Regions from separate parts of the Homo sapiens genome. Here region 2 is linked to region 1. Evidence: chromatin loops called from intact Hi-C (ENCODE). Cell type or tissue: mammary epithelial cell. All regions are shown on one strand.

What was found. Peaks named below come from ENCODE experiments on the same cell type or tissue, not always from the same donor. Only the 100,000 strongest peaks of a DNase experiment are listed, where the experiment ranks them.
Region 2: a loop joins it to region 1, with 19 times the contacts of the local background. A loop is called at or near these places in 2 of 110 quality-filtered maps.

Annotation. Positions count from the first base shown.
Region 1 is chr5:51,836,990-51,844,989 of GRCh38, reverse strand. No RefSeq gene overlaps it. Among named protein-coding and RNA genes, the nearest start is that of LINC02118, 170 kb to the left of the region's middle. In mammary epithelial cell, a CTCF peak has its summit at 3,478; no DNase peak of the experiment used is centred here.
Region 2 is chr5:51,488,529-51,496,528 of GRCh38, reverse strand. No RefSeq gene overlaps it. Among named protein-coding and RNA genes, the nearest start is that of ISL1, 110 kb to the right of the region's middle. In mammary epithelial cell, no CTCF peak of the experiment used is centred here; a DNase peak (open chromatin) is centred at 628.

The DNA.
Region 1 (8,000 bases):
GGGAGGTCTTTCTTGTGCTGTTCTTATGATAGTGAATACGTCTGATGAGATCTGATGGTTGTGAAATGGGGAGTTTCCCTGCATAAGCTCTCTTCTCTTGTCTGCTGCCATGTGAGACGTGCCTTACACTTTCAATCTGATTGTGAGGCCTCTCCAACCACGTGGAACTGTAAGTCTCAGGTATGTCTTTATCAGCAGCACGAAAATGGACTAATAAATTGGTACCAGTAGAGTGGGGCGCTGCCGAAAAGATACTCGAAAATGTGGAAGCGACTTTGGAACTGGGTAATAGGCAGAGGTTGGAAAAGTTTGGAGGGCTCAGAAGAAGACAGGAAATTGTGGGAAAGTTTGAAACTCCCTACAGACTTGTTGAATGGCTTTGCCCAAAATGCCAATAGGGATATAGGCAATAAAGTCCAGACTGAGGTGGTCTCAGATGGAGAAGAGGAACTTGCTGGGAACTGGAGTAAAGGTGACTATTGTTATGTTTTAGCCAAGAAACTGGCAGCGTTTTGCCCCTGCCCTAGAGATTTGTGCAACTTTGAACTTGAGAGAGATGATTTAGGGTATCTGGCAGAAGGAATTTCTAGGCAACAAAGCATGCAAGAGCTTACTTGGGTTCTTTTAAAGATATTCACTTTTATAAGGAGAGCAGCGCATAAAAGTTTGAAAAATTTGCAACCTGACAATGGGATAAAAAAGAAAAATCCATTTTCTGGGGAGAAATTCAAGCCGGCTGAGGAAATTTGTGTAAGTAGCAAGGAGCCTAATGTTAATCCCCCAGACTATGGGGACAATATCTCTAGAGCATGTCAAAGACCTTCACAGCAGCCCCTCCCATCACAGACCTGGAGGCCCAAGAGGAACAGTGGTTTCGTGGGCCCGGCCCAGGGTCCCTGTGCTGTGTGCAGCCTTGGGACATGGTCCCTGTGTCCTAGCCACTCTAGCCGTGGCTGAAAGGGGCCAACATACAGCTCAGGCTGTGGCTTCCGAGGGTGGAACCCCCAACCTTGGCAGCTTCCACTTGGTATCGAGCCTGTGGTTGCACAGAAGTCAAGAAGTGATGTTTGGGAACCTCTACCTAGATTTCGGATGTATGGAAATGCCTAGAAGCTTAGGCAAAAGTTTACTGCAGGGGCGGGACCCTCGTGGAGAACCTCTGCTAGGGCAGTGTGGAAGGGAAATGTGGGGTCAGACCCCTCACAGAGAGTCCCTACTGGCGCATTGCCTAGTGAAGCTGTGAGAAGAGGGCCACCGTCCTCCAGGCCCCAGAATGGTAGGTTCATTGACAGCTTGCACTGTGTGTCTGGAAAAGCCACAGACACTCAATGCCAGCCCGTGAAAGCAGCCAGGAGGGAGGCTGTACCCTGCAAAGTCACAGGGGCGGAGCTGCCCAAGAACATGGGAACCCACCTCTTGCATCACCGTGACCTGGAGTCAACGGAGTGTCATTTTGGAGCTTTAAGATTTGACTGCCTCATTGGATTTTGAACTTGCATGGGCGCCTGTGGTCCCAGCTACTCGGGAGGCTGAGACAGGGGAATTGCTTCAACCCGCGTGGCGAAGGTTGTAATGAGCCAAGATCGATTGCACCACTGCACTCCAGCCTGCGCCAGGGAGCGAGACTCCGTCTCAAAAACAAACAAACAAACAAAAAAAAAGTAGCTCTGGGAAATGGTAATGAATATAGCATGCATCTAATTGCTTCTCCGCCAGCTGTAGCATTTGGAATGGCTGTATTTATCCAATACCTGTACTCTCATTGTATCTATGAAATAACTAGCTTGCTTTTGATTTTACAGGCTTATAGGCAGAAGGGACTTGCCTTGTCTCAGATGAGACTTTGGACTGTGGACTTTTGGGTTAATGCTGAAATGAATTAAGACTTTGGGGGACTATTGGGAAGGCATGATTGCTTTTGAAATGTGAGCACATGAGATTTGGGAAGGGCCAGGGGTGCAAAGATGTGATTTGGCTGTGTCCCCACCCAAACCTCAGCTTGAATTGTATCTCCCAGAATTCCCGGGTTGTGGGAGGAACCCTGCGGGGGGGGGGGGGGGGGGGTAATTGAATCATGGGGACCTGTCTTTCCTGTGTTATTCTTGTGATAGTGAATAAGTCTCCCAAGATCTGATGGGTTTATCAGGGGTTTCCACTTTTCCTTCTTCCTCATTTTCTCTTGCTGCCACCATGTAAGCAGTGCCTTTCCCCTCCCGCCATGATTCTGAGGCCTCTCTGTGGAACTGTAAGTCCAATCGAACCTCTTTTTCTTCTCAGTCCTGGGTAGGTCTTTATCAGCAGCACGAAAATGAACTACTACAGTACTATCCCAGACTTGTTCTTTACTTTAATATTTTAATGTAACTAGCCAAAGTTAACAAAAATTAAAATGCCCTTGACAGTTTAGAAAGGTACATTTACCATATACATGATACGTAAGAATTTTGTTTCATTTTGCTTTTAAAATTCAGTAATGATAGTACATTTATTGAATGCCTTTCAGGTAGCTTTAAGTGATTTTGCTTTTCTACTCTCTTTGACCACTTAAACTATTATGTTTTAGTGATGTGTTTCCCAAAATCAAACTAGCTTTGAATTCCTTGAAGAGCACTTGATTTGTCAATGATGTACTTTAGGTTTTGTATCTACATTTACAAATACAACTAATCTTCCGTTCTCTTTTTTGTTTTTTCGTTACATGTTTTGACACATGAATTTTAGTAACTTTGTAAGGTGGATTATTATTCCTACTGATATTTATTCTCTACAAGTATCACTGAAAATTTAGAAGTCGAATTTTGTACCAATCACTGATGCTGTGATAAATATCATCCATATTAGTTTTCCTAATTATAAAAACAGTAACGCTGGACTGGGTGTGGTGGCTCATGCCTGTAATCCCTGAGTTTTAGGAGGCCACAGCGGGTGGATCACCTGAGGTCAGGAGTTTGAGACCAGCCTGACCAACAAGGTGAAACCCCATCTCTACTAAAAATACAAAAATTAGCCGGGCATGCTGGAAGGTGCCTGTAGTCCCAGCTACTTGGGAGGCTGAGACAGCGGAATTGCTTGAACCCAGGTGGTGGAAGTCACAGTGAGCCAAGATCCATTGCACCACTGCACTCCAGCCTGCGCTGAGGGAGCAAGACTCCGTCTCAAAAAAAAAAAAAAAAAAGTAACACTGGGAAATGGTAATGAATATAGCATACATCTAATTGCTTCTCCACCAACTGTAGCAATGTTTTATTTAAAGCAATTAAGAAATTGTGCTTTGACAGGTTTCAAATTTCACCCATCTGCTTACATATGATTTTCTGGATGGATATATGAATATTAATAGCAACTCTGTAAACAGGTGCTACAATTCTCTTCGTGAAACAATTTTGTCACATATGCATAGTCCTGGTCAGTAATGACCTAATTTTATTACTGTTTACTATCTAATAGCTCAAATGGCAGTGACATCATTTATCCTATGGGTGGCATCTGCTCCCCATGTCATTGTTATGTGTGTGTGTGCGTTTGTGTGTACATATGTATATATTCTTAGCAACCATTTTTGTAACAAACAGCAACTGTAGTTGAGGGTGGGGAATTCAGAATCTGAGAAATGGTAATTATTTATTTGTGACATATATATGAGTATAATAAAAATGCATTTGTATTTATACCAATATTATACATTGGTTTAATTTTCTCTTTTTAATTAATTGTTTATTATAAACAGGATTGGTGATACTTTTCTTGAAATGTTGAGTGAACTGACTCATAGATGAGATGAAAGTTCATATATTTCATGCATTTTGCTCTCAATAAGAATAGTATAAATATTCCAAGTGTTTGAATGTACAAATTTGACATTCCTGACCTGCATTTCTTGCTTTCCACTTTTATGTTTAAAGTTCATCACAAAATTTTTTAAATGTTTATTTCAATCTTAATGTTATTGTGAACTTGATCTATTTCATTAAATATATTATTTGGAATTATGTTCTACTTATTTGTTTATGGGTTCTTAGATCTTTAGGTATTATTTCGATTTGGCATTAGCAAGTCTAAGAAAGTACTGCCTTATGACAAACTTATGTCACAAGAACAGAATTTAGTATTACAAATAATATAGAATAATCAAACAGAGGCTGAAATATTAGTGAAAGTAATAATTCATTCACACAGAGAAAGAGAATACTGTATTTTAATGCTTCTACTACTATTTTAGGACCAGAGGTCTTTCATGTGTAATCTCTTCATTTGCTCCAACCAGTGCCCTCACATCCTCTGACATTTAAGGAACTGACACTACTAAACTGTGAGAAATTAAATGCAAACATTATGGATAATAAATTCAGATATCTTCAGAAATAAATGGCAATAAAGGAGATGCTTACCTACTGTAGAAGTTTTATTCTTCCACTATGCAGCATAATGCCAAAATATCTGGAATATTTCGGGTTGTGATTGCAAAAAATATATAATTCAGGTTCCTGCCTTTAAGAAGCTTACAATCTGCTCATTCACAAAGCATAACGAGTATATAATAGGCAATAAATGTTTTTATACAAACTGCATACGTAATAGCTTTTATTACATATAAACATAAAGAAAATAATAAAACTGAAGTTGAACATCAAGAGCTCTTTATAAGTCACAAGTTTTATGATGCAGTATAGGCTTTCTATAGTTCTTTAAAAGAGAATAGAACAAATACAACAGATTAAAGTAAAACTAGTTTTCAGTCAAAAGTGTTTAACATTTGTCAAAGTATTAAGCACCACGTAGAAAAAAAATATGGAGCACTTTTTAAAAAATTACCTTTGCAAATACTTTGAAAAACCTATGATTTCAACAATTACTTTCTAAAATTTGGTATAAATATGACAATTTTCATTGCAATTTATAAATTCTGAGAGAAGAGAAAGAAGGAAGTAAAGATGTAAGATGATTGACAACTTTGGATCAATGTGATGATTGTATCAATTTCAGATTCTCTGCTAACAATAGGTGCCTGATTGGATACCCCTGACTTTATTGGGAAGTGGATGGAATGTAATATGCCTTGCAGTGCATTAGTTGTTTGCGTTGATTGAATGAAAGACAAATCTCACATGGAGGAGAGTCTGAATCCCATCACTGTTACAATTACATTGAACACCAGTGGGAAAATGCCCTGTTGCTTCTGCAGTCTGCTGCAAAGTAGTAGACTTTTCTAGGCCACTGGCTTCCAGAATTCCAGATGATTTATTTTTCAATAAATTGATATGTATTTACATACATATACTTAATAGTAAATTAAATGATTGAGTTTAGAAAGCACTCTGTTTTAAAATAGGCATCTCCATCTCTCTTTTCAATTGCAAGCATTCAATAGTGTGTAACAGCAGATGGGCCTACTGACACTGAAATACACAAACTGTGTAATATTTTATAACTTTTTTTCTCCTGTATTAAGTGATGACATAAATGAAAAATATGGCAGGAAAGCAAATCATTAGTGTCTCTTCCTAGGAGTAAAATAAAAACTTTGAACTGTTGAGAGTTGAAACCCATATTTTCTTTGTGACCAATTTATAACATCTTTGCACCATGTTCCATGTAAGTGCTCTTTCTAAGAGTAAAAGAAACTAAATACACCATTGATTGAATTAATTTAGCATAGTATGCCACATAAATGCCTTGTAAACAAATAAAGACATGTATTTTTTAAAGCTTTTATTTTAGTCACCAACTTGGTGCCATTCATGTTTACCTACTAGATGCTGGTGGGCTACTGGGATTCTGAAAACAAACAACAGAAAACTAATCTGATTGAAGTGGCTTTCTAAGTAACATTTTAAAAAACTATTTATCAAACCTCTTTGCTCTGTTAGGCTTCACAAATGACAAGGCTATTTTAGAGTCATAAACCTCCATGCCCTGTGCAGTTGTGGCATGCAACCAAAGACGACTCGAGAGAAAATGAAGCTCTAATTGACTACAGCTGCTCACGCCTAACATTTCCCAACAGCATCCCAAGATTCTTAGATTGGTGTTTCTTCTTCCCTCCCAAACACAGACCAATGTGAACCTCCTGTGATCTATCAACTGGGTAAACTGAGGAATCCTTACGGTGGTCCCTGGGGTCCCTACATGGCCTAAGGCATGAGTGATCCTGCACCCAAAAAGCCAATGATTGATATGTGTTTGATTGCTATTCACTTGTTACATTCAGCACTCAGAAGGAAAGTAAAATGACAGTAATTTTCTTTGCTCACATATCATTTCTAACCTGGTACAAGGCTTTGCCTTCAAATCATAGGGAAGTGTTCTGTCCTTCGGAAGTTGCTATTGAAATATAGAATAGAACCATTACATTTTATTGGCTTAGCCTTTCCCTGCACTGCCTATAAAAACAGACACCGCTTTAAAATCTCTCCCTAATGTCCACTTTCTTGAGGGTGGAGCTGACCTCAAGAAGTTTACTACTTGTCTGTTAGTTAAGACTAATTAACTTTGACTTTGTTGTTAGGGCATCCTAATCTGGGGGTTCATCTTAAATAAACTGAAGAAAAACTGAATTCAGACCAAGAACTGGACAGTGACTGTTTATAACTTTATGTATTGAGACTTCTTTTTCTTTACTGCATGGCACTTACTTGTAAGGAAATTTTGTAAATGCGTAATCAATTCACCATTCTTTGATAACTACTCTACTGCTAAACCTTTTTTTATGATGGTGTTGCTTGCCCCTTTTCAATAAGAAATTCATCTTCAATGAAACCCGCCTTGAAATATAGAAAATAATTATTTTGCTAATTATTATGTTGTTTTGACATTAAAATACTAGCACTTTCCTGGATGTGAAATGATTTGTTCACATTGATTTTTAATGGTAACATTAATCTATAGACATTAGTGGGATCTTCTGAAGAAATAGGTCACTTAAATTTTTATTTCCTAAGTGAGAATCTGGGTTACATTTTAGTTTTTTTAAACATAACTTATATATGAAATTAATATATACAAATATTGTATCATTTTATTAAAATTACTATAATAATTTTATACTAATTTATACAGAGTTTTTTTGCATTACACAAGGGTTTCATAACAAAACATTTTAATATAAACCTTATCAGGTTCAAATCTGAATAATAACTCTAAAAAGTAGTGTTTATACAATACCTTATATTTACATGTCAATTATATCAATATAACTGAATAGCATTTTAACTTAACTAATGGTCAAAATAATCCTAAACAATAAAGTTATTATATAGCCAGTTTTTTAATCTTAATTTTTTATTTTATTTTGATCCACTTATATTTAAAAGTATTTACCATAAGAAAAATTTATTTATAGTCTTTCTCAGTGTAACAGAAAAATAAAAACATTCCAGAAATGCATCTTTGATAAGAGAAACTTTGTTTTCCCAAACACTATAAATCACAATGCTGAATCTCATTGACCAATGGCCAAATCAAAATGTGCTATTGGTCAAAAGGGAATCAGTGCTCTGAGATCTAACATAAGCTCAAGTTTTAGACAGAATCTTTTGAATCTAACCATTGGATAAGATTCACAGATAATGGCAGGTGCTGTGAGATAGACTTATCTGCTCTTGGCTGTGTCCTTGGCATATGCAGTTTTTGATGAACATCAAGGCCATTACAGTTTAGAATGATTGAAATAAACACTTCTTGCAGTCAGGTACTAATATATGTATATTAGGAGGTATGGATACAATGTGGGTTGTCATCTATCTATCTATCTATCTATCTATCTATCTATCTATCTATCATCATCTATCTATTTGAATGATTTATTTTAAGGCATTGGCTCACATTGTGGGATCTGGCATATCAAAAACATGTAGGGAAATCCATCACGTTGGAAGTATACGGGAGTTGATGTTGGAATTCTAAGAATGAATTTTTTGTTATTCAGGACACCTAAATTTTTTCTGTTAAAGGCCTTCAACTGCTTCTATGAGGTTCACCCACATATTCAAGGGTAATCTCCT
Region 2 (8,000 bases), 350 kb after region 1:
AGAGAAGGGTATAGACAATAAGGTATGGGATATATTAAGTAATGTTGAGTAAATGGGGTCAGGATATTAAGGACATTCTCATCTGTGTGAAAATATCTAAAATCAGACAGAATAAAATTTCTCTTGAAGGCAGCAATAACACCTTACTGATTCAAATATGATACATGAAATTAATTTGTAAATACTAACACAACCTTTTTCTGAACAATTTAATACTTTTCTGGCATATAATATAAAATTATTCAAATAAGGAAGTTTATGGATCCATAAATACAAACATAGTAGTTGTGTTTTTAAAATGTCTTAGTTTTAATAAACTAAAATAAAGCTCACCAAAACCCATTATTCAATAATTACATAGATTGTCAGAAAGAGCTTTTTCTCCTTTGCAGAATAAATTAAAATAATAATTTGTTTAAAATAATCTCAATGCACACCTTAAGAAAGAATGCTTTCCTAATTTTTTTTTATTCTAGTAGGTAGGAACATAATTAGTGACTGAAGCTGTAGACACTCTTCAGATTGAAGGAATCTTCAACAGGAAGAGGGGTTAAGAAGTTAAACCACAGTAACAATGATGCATCAGTGAAAGGCATGTTCCTTTTCATTCGTATGGTTTAAACTAGAAAACCTGTCATTTGAAAGAATAGTTGTTCTTTGAGTCATGGGTGGCAATGTAAGTCACAAGCTAATCCTGACTTTTTTAGCCTGAAGCTGAAGTCCTTGATTCTCATTCTGACAATTTCCCTGCAGCATTCTGGCGTGCTCCAGTTATACATGCCATGGGGATTATCAGGCAGCAATTACAAACTTTCTTCTGTGTAGGTTCCTGATTATTAAGTTGACTGACTTATTTTAACTTTTTCCTATTGCTAGCCTATCTTTAATCTTAGTTAAGACGGAATTCACAGTAGTCAAAATTGAAAACAAAACAAGGCAGGTTTTGAACTATATTTGAAAAACATGTAGACTTGTTAAACACAAGGATTTTGGAGATTGTGAGGGTAAATAAATATGCAGACATACAGAAAGTCTAACATTGTTCTTTGCTTTTCCACAACAACTACAATGTTGCAATGAATAGACAGCAACTTAGTGGAGGCATGGGAAGACTTGTTGGAGGAGGATGGAGTCAAAGTGAAGTAATTTAGATTAGGTTCAAATATATTTGAAACTCTGCCTAAGTACCTGGAGACCCAGAGTAAAGGGTGCATAATTAGGTTCATTATATGGCCAAATGCAAACATGATAGAGCGAGAGCGTGTAATCGGGCCAATATCACTGTTGAGATACTAGCCAAAGTCAGCTTGCGTTCTGGGATTTACTCTTGTCTTCTTGGGAAATGTTTGCGAGCTGAAATATACCTCAGAGGAAAAGTACTTTGAAGTTGGGACCCTATGTCCTCTGCTCAGGCCACCTGCCAAGTTCAGTGCTTCGACCTCCTCTTCCGAGTTCTGTGGCTTTCCCAGCGCCTAGCTGCCTGCCTAGTGCAGGCCCAACGGTGTGGCTTGGCTCCACCTGAGACAGCTTACCTAACCCTGCCATGGAAACCAAATGCCTGGAACTCCACCAGGCCATACCCTCGGTGGCCTCTCCGTGAATCCCACGTGTTGCTTGGATCCCCCCACCCCAGCTTTTGCCCATGGTTCTGATTTTCAGGCAGGTCTCCGTATGTCTGTCTCTACAACCAGGCGGTAGGCACTGCGTTCACCTAACTGTGTCCCCAGAAAGAAAAGTAAACAAATATGGCAACTAGCTTGGGAGTATTTGTTGCCAACAAATAAACAATCAGATAGGGATAGGTTTCTGCTAATTATGGAGACAATTACAGTACATTAATGTTACAGAGAGTGGCTGGGTTTCTATTCAGATGGTGTGGGGAAAACATCTTTGAGGAAATGACTTTTAATCTGACAGATTAAGAATGGGCTTGCCGGCCGGGCGCGGTGGCTCACGCCTGTAATCCCAGCACTTTGCGGGGCCGAGGCGGGCGGATCACGAGGTCAGGAGAACGAGACCATCCTGGCTAACACAGTGAAACCCCGTCTCTACTAAAAAAAATACAAAAAATCAGCCGGGCGTGGTGGCAGGCACCTGTAGTCCCAGCTACTCAGGAGGCTGAGGCAGGAGAATGGCGTGAACCCGGGAGGCGGAACTTGTAGTGAGCAGAGATCGCGCCGATGCACTCCAGCTTGGGCGACAGGGCGAGACTCCGTCTCAAAAAAAAAAAAAAAAGAATGAGCTTACCCTGGAGGATCCTTCCAGGCAGGGAAGAAAGCGAGTACAAAGGCCCCTAGTAGTGAAAATTGGTGGCAAGCTTGAGAAACACAAGAAGGCTGGAATGTCTGGCAGGGGATAGAGAACTCAGAGACGTGGATGGAGAGATAGACAGGGAAAATATCCTAGGAGGCTTTGGAGGCCAGGGTGAGGAATTCTCAGCACAAGAGAAAGCTGTGTGAGTTTTAACATGGGCACAACCTAATTTTATTTTATTTTAAATGACCGCTCTGGATTTTAGGGGACACGACATTGGGTTCTAAAAGACAAATTTAAAGGGAGCGATGCGGCATGGACTCTTCTGAGAGGGGCAAAAGTTTGTTGGTGGAAATCCTCTTTTTTCTAACCTTACACAGGTGACCAGGACCCCTCTGACTGGCCCATTCCTTCTTTAGATCTATTAATGTCTTTTATCAGAGTAAAGTCAGATCTTACTGGGCTCCTTTTAAATATCTGTATTTGAAAATATCTGCTTTGATTCCTCATATCTTGATTTGTGGTTTAACTCTCAGAGAGCAAATTTATTTTCTAATTTTCAGAAGGCACCTCTGTTACACCCTCTCCACATACTGCATATATGATCAACTCCAAGTATGAATGAACTTGCTAAACAAATTTTAAGAAAGAATTCCTTTAATATATTTGTGGAAGTAGAGGAGTTAGAGATATTAAAAGAAAAAAAATAAACCTTTCCAGGTTCTTTCCACCGAAGTCTACAAAATACAATTAATAACATTTAATTATAACAGTCTAAGAGCTATTGGAGACTTCAGAGCTGTTAAAATAAATTTATGTAAAAACTTTCACACAAGACCCAGAACCTTTAAGTTGATCATCACTTCCTACTTCACTCAGTCCTCTTCTATCTAGATGCAGAAGTCTCCTCTACAATGTTTTATTAAGTTCTTGTATGTCTCTTATTGCCAGTCTCTAATGAGGAAGACAGATCTATATCCAATTAGAATACCACCAAATGATTTTGTGATAATTAGAAAAAAAAATGTATCCCTTTGTCAAAACACTTTATTTCCACATGTCAGAATATTGTTGTAATAGATGGATATTTTTTGGAACAAAACACTTTACTGCCATCTGCCTGAAGTTTGTTTAAATAAATATCCAGCAAAAATGGTGCTCCTTGAACTACACATATCACAAACAAGAACCCACAGCAGTCCTGGTTGGCACTCTGTAGAAACAGGATCTCCAATGATGAAGGAAGAGAGGAAAGGAGGGGGAGAAGGAGAAACTCTGGTTGATAGGTCAAGGAGTATGCAGAGCTGTCTAACGTTCCCTCAGTAGGAGCAAAACATCTTCAGTCCTTAAGATCACGTATATTCATAGCACTTCTTTGTGGCAGGTAAAAGAACAAAATCTCATTTTGCAAAGAGGAACAGCAGACTTGGTGATATCCACTGGGTTTTGTAATATTACAGAGTTCAAGCCAGAATCCAGATGTTCTGACACTCTATCACGTACTTTCTCGCTAGGCTATGCTGTTTTCTAACTTTCTCATTCCTTTATAGTCTCAGAGTTAATGTTTTTCAAAATAAACACCAATTATCCCAACATAGATTCTTAACACTTAAGGCTGTGTCATTTTATAGTAGGAAAGTCAGAATACTTAGCGTTTTTCAGTCCATCAAGGCCAGTACCATTTCTATCTCATAGTAACTCAAGACTCTTGAAATTAATGAATTGTTGTTCCCTTCGTAGCCAGTTTACTGGTGCCTGCAGTCTCTTGTCACCATTGTCCTTGTGCTCACAGTATCCTTTATAGGGAAGAAAATAATGAAGAGAAAGCCTTGAAATACTTTTAGGTAAAGAGTTAAACATAGGCAGTTCTCAGAAGTTACATGCTAGGTTTCTAGAATAACAGCAGCAAAATAGCAGTAGAAAGGAGTTTGAAAAGAAAGCATCAGTAGAATCTACTGCCATTTAATAACGAACTAAAATATACTGGCTCTCCCACTTTTCAATATACTTAAAGCAGACAGGGTTCCCATCTGGTCATGGGACTGTCATGATTTACAAACTCCCATGAAGAGGGATAACTCTAGGACGTATCTGTGAATAGACCAAAAAGAGATGCAGATCGCTGAAGAGGAACTAAAGGATGACTGTCTGCTTGCTTGTTTATTCATTTTCTGGATTGTTTATCATTTTGGATCATCTCAATTCCAAGACAACTGAATATTTAAAATTGCCATTCACCAATAAGCAACTTCCATTTACACCTACTTAAAGTTGTAATTCATAAATGAGGGAAAACATTGTAGTTTCATAAGCCTGCTACACTATTCCAAAAATCTTGGAATATTCAAATATTATTTTCTACTCTAACTTTTCTACAGGTATAATTAACTATTCTTATATTTATCTTACTTTTTATTCTGGTTATAACTCTTACTTTAAAAAAATAAAACACAACACTTGCTATTTTGCCCTCTCCCAGCACTTTCTCTCTGTCTCTCTCTCTCTCTCTCTGTCTCTCTCTCTCTCTCTCCACCTGCTATTCTTCTCTCACACACATAAGAACAAATACACACTTAGCTGAATATCACAAGGGGAAACATGTCTGCAAAGTTTCAACACATAGACATAGGTTGTGGCATAGTGTCAACACCAGCTCCTGTGCTCTTTTTTTTTTAATAATTTGCTATAAAACTATAGATTCACATGTCTCTGTCACCTTCCTTTTCTATATTTCTATACAGAGCTTACCCCTCATTTTCTCATTATTTCATACTGGAAATTTCTGTTCTTGAATATTTGGGGTTTAGACAAACATAATGTCACTCAAAATAGCTATTCTCTTGTTTTCTTTTGATTATTCAGGATTGTTAATTTTATACCTAATGTTAAAAACTTTCCATGAAACATTTAATGAGGATATTTTATGGTTTAATTTCAAAAATTATTGCATGCCTGTGTTCAAGAGAAGTATATTGACCCTGGCCAATGTAAACGACCCAGTTGTTTTTACATTTTCCAGAGTGACAAGATTATTTCCTGTGATGAGAGTAGGAGTAGAGGTGATGATGCTTTGTTCATTTTTGTTCATTTGCTGCATTGTATTAGATTGTAAGACACTGGAGATCATGTAATTCAAAATGTAAACAAAATGGATGTTTGTTGGGTGGTTAGTCAATGAGAGGCTGAAAGTTGGTTTTGTCACAGATCACTGGCTTCTCTCATTTCTTTTTGAAGGTGTGTGTGAAATTTTAAGAGTAATTAAACTACATTATGCAAGTCAACTATCTTGGCCATGGCAGGTTAGAAAGTGAAATAATTTCATAACTTGTTTGATAATTAGTAAGCCTGAAGATGTATCTTATTTGGTCACTAAATCAGGAGTATTAACTTACCATGATTGGATTATCTAAATGCACAATATGTGCCATAGTAGAGATTGCTTTGAAGATAAACACACAAACATAAGAATACAAAAATTCTGAAATTTAAAGCCTTATGAAGTTTCACTAATGTTAGACAAAATGTAAAATGTCAAAGAGATTGTGTAAGTATGTACTTAAAAATTCTTTACCAAGAGAATGATTGGATTACAGTTGAATATGAATATAAAGACTTCTCAATTAAGTGAATTTGTTGATACACAATGGTACCGTAATACTAATACTTCAATTTGTTTAGCTTTTTTAAGTTTTAAAAGTACTTTCACATCTATTATATCATTTTATATGTAATTTTATTCAACATAAAATTGCCATTGTAGTGATTGTTAAACTGCAAATAATTTAAAGAAACAATCTGTATAGGTGCATTACAATTAGTACATTTAAAGTTCTTTAGTATATGCAACGCTGGAATGCTTGTATTAAAACTGATTTCTCAGAAATTAGTCTACTTCACACATAGACACACAAAAAAGTATTATAATTCAGGCTCTACTTCAGTAAAGTGGACAATTGAAGAAATTATCCGGGTAAAAAAATTGAAAAAATAATTTGAACCTATGATATTTACCCTCAAAATTTGTAATGAACTAGCCAGTTGAATTGTCACTATCCAGACCAAAAAAAAAAATTGGTTGGCATGTTTTGGTTTCTAAATAGTGTCAGGCAATATACCAGATCAATTAAATCACAATTTCATGGATTGGAATCAACCACATTATATTTTGAAGGTATCCAGGTGATTCCAATCAAGGCTGAGAACTGTGATGTGATCTGGTGATGTAACAGTATTCATATCATCTGTTTTAGTGTAAAACTATCACAGTTACAGAATATTACACATATATTAATATTGTATTCAAAATATACTCTATATCTAACAATTCTCTATTTTTTAAATCTAAAATATTACTTGTGTGAATACATAACATTACATAGTATAGTGATGCTACAGCACAACAGAAATACAAAGTTTATAACCCACTATTCCTAACTATTAAAAGTTCACAATAGATACCGAATTTTGGAGGATTATTTAAGTGGTAATGTCTTACAAAACAAAAAGAAGCAGCTACACATACAAATGATGTGAAATGCCTAAATTTGAAAAAATAAAGACAAAATTAATTTACACGTGTTTTAATTTTTTAATATATTTTTGATTGTTACTAAATACAAACATTAACATCTGTGGGAAAAATATATCTGTTTTCAATTATCTGGAGTTTGAGTTTTAATATGTAATAGTAACAAGCAGTGATTGTACATTTCTTTTTAAAATGACTACCTCATCCCTGATTTCTTTCATCCTCATTTTTGACCTGAGTCACATATTTTACTCTGTCCTTTATGCAGAGTCATAAACTCTAAAAGAACAGTGTGTTACTGGCGATCATTGGATCAGCAAAAGCAGACTCCAGTGATGCTTGTCTTACTGAGATACATGACCTCAGCATCTCTGTGAGCCAATGAAAACATTAAAAGACTGACTTCTACAATCTTCCAGGAGTCAGTGTGAACACCATGGCGTTCCATCACCTGCCAAACGTTTAACAGCAGCAGCAGATTATGGCCCACAAACTGTTGACTGGTACATTAAATTTTAGAGCTATTATGCTTTAGGCATGGATGTATATTTTTATTACAAACTATATTAACAATGACATTTAATCATATCTTCATTAACTTTCTAGCTCAGCTTCCAGGAATAAATGCCATCAGCTTTCATGTATTTTGAATATAATTGATTATTGATACCATTATCAAAACAAATTGTGGCCAAAGGAAGTCAATCAGATGCACCTAATAAAGTTAAATGCACTAAAACATGAATATCCCAGATGGCTGAATCCTTGAACAGATAATTAAGGTACACTCTTATTTCATTTTTCATAAGAATAATCTATTCTGGACATCAGCCAGAAAACAAGGTAGGAGAGTTTTTTTCCCCATTGCTAAGAGAGAAGACTGTTTATTCACTGTGATTAGCCAAACAATTTATATGATTACTCCCATAAATATAATCATTTTGAAAAATTAATGAGAATGTTACATCTAGTCCAACAGAAGAGGCAGAATCATCTTTATGAAGTGTCTTCTATTTAAGGGATAATAGGTAAATAGTCGTATAGCACATCACATAAATGCTAAATTCAAAAAGTTATTTTATGTTTTTAATATATAATTTGTAAAGACAGTTTCGTATATATTTCTGAGGGAAAGGTTGCATTTTAAAGTCTAAAGTAAATTAAATGCAAGAAAAGAAAATGGATGCTAAAATTTGTTTACACATAATTGGTGGATTCT